Regions from separate parts of the Mus musculus genome. Here region 1 is linked to region 2. Evidence: chromatin loops called from intact Hi-C (ENCODE). Cell type or tissue: left cerebral cortex. All regions are shown on one strand.

Region 1 (2,500 bases), 100 kb after region 2:
TAGATTCTTAATCAGAATAAATACATAAAAGAGGTGAGTTATAGGCAGGAAACTCCAGAATGTATCTTTGCCAGTTTCTTAGTGGCTTTGGAAAACTGTTTCACCCACTAAACATTTGTATCTCATTTTAACTGGGTGGCTGGAGATTGAATTGCTTACCATAAAGACTTTTTAAATGTTCAAGGAGGAAATTAGTTATCAGTGTCCCTTATGCAATTGTTTTGGTGTAAATAAATGGGGCTCAAGACTTTAACTTAACCAATAAATAAATAAATAAATAAATAAATAAATAAATAAAATAAAGGCAATGCTGTTTATTCTGCATAAGGAATAAGGATGTTGATTTCCTATATTTACCTGAATTTTTCTCTTTTTGATCTCATTGTACACAGGAGTGTGGATGTAAGATGTGACTCTCATTCCTAAATAAACGATTAATCTATTTCTTGATGGTTTCTAACTTCTCAAGGCGATTCTAGAATCACCACACAGTATTGTCCACTCTCTGTTGGGTTATATTTAAGTCCTTTTCAAACACCGTGTGTTCTCTCAAGCATCCACTCCTGAGGCACGTTACTCCTGGCTTCCTCCGAGTCAGTTTGCACAGTGTGCTTCAACCATAACTCCATGAAAAAAGAAACTACGCACCATTAAAATGGACAAGGTCATGTGACAGCCTTCTGATGAACCTCTATATGTACAGTAATATACATGGAAAGAATAAATGCCTGGGCTCAGTGAGCTGATTACGATCCCCGAGAAGGCAAACACGGAGCTGGTAATGTTCAAGCCTAGGCTGCTTCGAACCTAGAAAGGAATGAAATTAATTAATCCACTATCCACAAGTCTATCCCTACACATCAGTTTAAACTCTTCAATTCTTACATATTTCGTGCTCATTATTTTGATGACTTCAAAGGTTTCCTAATTTGCCTCTACCATTATTTCCAATTTAAAGCTCTTGTTAAAATAAAAATGTGAATTTCATCTCTTTCAGATTATCCCTACAGACACATGAAGCTGAAAATTTGGGGGCTTTTTGGAGACTCCGTTGTGTCATGTGATTAAAAAAAAACTGTCATATGAGAGGATTTTTTTGTTGAAGCAGACACATGAGAGAATGTTTTGTTGAGAACAGACACGTGGTGTTTTTTTGAAAGCTATTTTTAAAAATGGGCATATGACGTTCTGCTAGAGTGGATGCGTGAGAGAACACATGATGTTTGAAAAGGGTTTAAATATAACCCAACAGACAGTGGACAATACTGTGTGGTATTGGTTTGTCTTGTCATTCTTTGTTGGACTTTGTTGATGCTGGTCTTTGCTGATGATGCTATGTTGTATTGGTTTGCCTTATTATTTTTGTTGATTATCGCTTGTTGTGACTTTAAAAATATATAAGCCTATATGAAATATCATCAAAATCTCTCCTAGAGGGGATTTCAGAATGACTATACTTTAAAAAATAAGTTTATTTATTTCATTTTGGATGTGTGTGCCTGTAGAGCTCAAAGAATTGTTGGAGTTAGCTCTCTGCTCCCACCATGTTGGAGGTAGGATGTCTTCTTTTTATTTCTGAAGCTGTACAGCCCAGCTAGCCACCTATGTATCCTGAGGCTCCAACTCAGGTTGTCATGGCAATCACCTTTACCTCTGAGCCATCTTTCTGGGCTGTCTATTATACATCTGCTGCAGATCTCTGTGTGCCTCTTACCTTCCTCTGCTACAAGATTCACCTCTACTGCGTGGATAAATGCCCTGACCTCTTGTGGCCCGGCACATTTTGCACATTTCCTTCTCTGCTGTTTATTCTTTTCTTCAATTCTCTTTTAGTACTGAAAGTAGATCTGCCTTTTATGAGAAACAAAACTTTGCAGGAAAGTGTGAGTGGTTTGGTGAGGATGCAGCATGATAAGTAGAAAGTAATAGTCACATGTAGCAACAAGCTAGGGACAAAGATTTAGAAATGTGCTAATTGCACTCTAGAGTTCGATGTTTCTCTTTTGAGTAAGGATAAAGCAAATGTGGTCATAACTACTGTCAAGTTTACTGAGATCTTGGTTTGGGGTTGTTTTGTTTTGTTTTGTTTTGCCTTTGTTTTTGTTTTGTTTGTTGGTTGATTTGTTTTGTTTTGACTTTGTGACAGATATCCAAGCATGTTATATTTTAAACTTGTCTCTGCCTGAGAAATAACTCATTGTGAACTTCCTTTCTTGAATATTCAAAATCTGGATATAGTGAGAATACACACTCTGATCAATCAGTCAATAAATATTGTGTCAATCAAATGTTTAGTGTCATGATCCTGGACATGATCAGTAAACATCAATGTAGATTTGATTCACACAACCATTCTTGACTTTTCTTCTGAATTCTCCACATTGTTGTATCACAATATCCAACCTCGTGTCAGGACTTAGCCACTTTATTTTTTCTTTGCTAAAAGTTTTAACAGAAAGATTCTTCTAGGTGAAATGTAAACTCAGACTTTGTGTCTTAG
Region 2 (2,500 bases):
AACCAAACTAATTTCATTAAACTCCTGAGTATCACAAGAAAAGAAAGAAAGAATGACAAATAAATAAATAAATCAATAAATAAAATATCATCCCAAGTGAGGTAACTCAGATCCAAAAGGACATGCATGGCATGTACTCACTAATAAGTGGATACAAACAAACAAACAAACAAACAACAAACAAACAAAAAACCAAAAAAACCAAAAAACACAAAAACAAAAACAAAACCGAATACCCAGGATACAATCTACAGAACTCAAGACATTTAACACACTGAAGGGCCCAAGTGAGTATACCTGAATCCCACTTAGCACAGAGAAGAAATCAATCACAGCAGGCAGAGGGAGTGAGGGATGTAAATGGGAGAGGGGACAATGGAGGGGAAAAGAGAAACATGATCAGGTGGGGGGGGGGCCAGAATCAGAGGGCCAGTAGAAAGAATGGAAACAACCAACCTTGGGAGGTATGAGGTGGGCAGGTACCCTCTAGAATGTGCCAGAGGTCTAGGAGGTGAGAAACCCTGAGGACTCAGAGGGAGGGACCTTAGATGAAATGTTCAACAGTGGGGAGAGGGACTTGTAGAGTCCACCTGCAGAGGAAAGACAGGACATCAAGTGGAGAGATGAGGTTACCATCCCACAGTCAAAAACTCTAACCCAGAATTGTTCCTGTCTAAAAGAGCTGCAGAGACAAAATGGAGAAGAGACTAAGGGAAAGGAGGTCTAGTGACTGGCCCAAATTGGGACTCATCTCAAGGGAAGTCTCCAAGGTCTGACACTATTACTGATGCTATGGTGTACTTACAGACAGGAGCCTAGCATAGCGGCCTTCTGAGAGGCTCAACAAGCAGATGACTGAGACAGAACCAGGTACTTACATCCAACCATAGTCTGAAGTCAGGGACACCTGTGGTTGAATTAGAGAAAGGCTAGAAGAAGTTGAAGAGGAAGGTGACCCCATAGGAAGACCAGCAGTTTCAACAACTCTGGACCCCTGAGATCTCTCAGACACTGAGCCACCAACCAAGCAGCATACACTAGCTGATATGAAGTCCCCAAAACATATAGAGCAGAAGACTGTATGGTCTGGCCTCAGTGAGAGAAGATGCACCCAACCCTCAAGAGACTTGAGCCCCAGGGAGTGGGGAGGTGGGGTGGGAGTGGGGTGGGGACATCCTTTGGAGATGGGGAAGGAGAAATGGAATGAGGAAGTGTAGAAGGATGAACCAAGAGAGGGATAATGACTATAGTGTAAAAAAATTTAAATAATAATAATAATAATGGTGTTTGGCTCTCAATATCTCATACTAGGTTGGCATTTCCTATAATCCCCAAGGACAGGCTATTGTAGAGAGTGCACATCAGACTTTAAAGACTCAAATATATAAGTTACAAAATAAGGATTATAAATATCATCTCCTCATCATATTTTAAACCATGCTTTTATGTTATTAATCATAAAATATTAGCAAACAAAACATAAGTCTTTTCTTTAAAAAAAAAAAAAACTTGCTCCTCGACCTTTAATAGAGTAAAAAGATGTACTAACCAGACAATGGAAAGGATCAGATGTCAGATGATTTATTTCAGGAGGAGCTTTGCTTGCCTGTTTTCACAGGACATTCGTTCACCTTTGTAGATATCGGAGTGGTTGATTGTGCCAGGACTTCCCCCAATTGACTTAGAGGCAGAAACATTTGCTTCTGACATTTCCTCCCCACCCACCTCAGCCATCATACATGAGTGGATGTGTACTCTGAGGAGTCAAAGTAGAAATTACTGTTTCTATATAAAAGTGTAGACTTGTGATTCTGTTTTTTTTTTTTTTTAACTATCTTTAATCTATTTTTACAGTCCAGTCCTTACCCTCCTCCTGGTCATCACTCTGACAGTTCCTCATGCCATACCTCCTCCTCCAACCCCTTCTCAAAGAGGATGTCCCCACCTCCCACCCACCAGACCTCCCCAAACCCTGGGGCCTCAAGTCTCTTGAGGGTTAGACGAGTCTTCTCTCACTGAGGCAAGACCAGGCAGTTCTCTGTTGTATATGTGTCAGGGACCTTAGACTAGCTAGTGTATGTGGCCTGGTTGTTGGTTCAGGGTCTAAGAGATCTCAGGGATCCAGGTTTGTTGAGACTGCTGGTCTTTCTACAGGGCTGCTCTCCTCCTTAACTTCTTCCAGCATTTCCCTAACTCAACCATAGGGGTCCCTGACTTCAGAACATTGGTTGTGTGTAAGTGTCTTCTTCTGTCTCAGTCATCTGCTTGATGGGCCTCTCAGAGTGCAGCCACAACAGGGCTCCTGTGTGTAAGCACACCATAGCATCAGTAATAGTGTCAGACCTTGGAGACTTCCCTTGAGATGAGTCCCAAATTGGGCCAGTCACTGGACCTCCTTTCCCTCAGTCTCTTCTCCATTTTTGTTCCTGCAGAGACAGTTCTGGGTCAGAGGTTTTGACTCTGGAATGGCAACCCCATCCCTCCAATTTGATGTCCTGTT

What was found. Peaks named below come from ENCODE experiments on the same cell type or tissue, not always from the same donor. Only the 100,000 strongest peaks of a DNase experiment are listed, where the experiment ranks them.
Region 1: it touches region 2 in a loop (2.1-fold over the local background); 3 of 42 quality-filtered maps call a loop at or near these places.

What each region holds. Positions count from the first base shown.
Region 1 is chr19:11,386,538-11,389,037 of GRCm38, reverse strand. Ms4a4a (membrane-spanning 4-domains, subfamily A, member 4A) reads right to left here. Exons shown (of 7, transcript NM_001310331.1): 5 at 649-807. Among named protein-coding and RNA genes, the nearest start is that of Ms4a4a, 12 kb to the right of the region's middle. In left cerebral cortex, no CTCF peak of the experiment used is centred here; no DNase peak of the experiment used is centred here.
Region 2 is chr19:11,491,185-11,493,684 of GRCm38, reverse strand. It overlaps Gm8369 (predicted gene 8369), which reads right to left and starts at 1,647. Exons shown (of 5, transcript NM_001164202.1): 1 at 1,550-1,647. In left cerebral cortex, no CTCF peak of the experiment used is centred here; no DNase peak of the experiment used is centred here.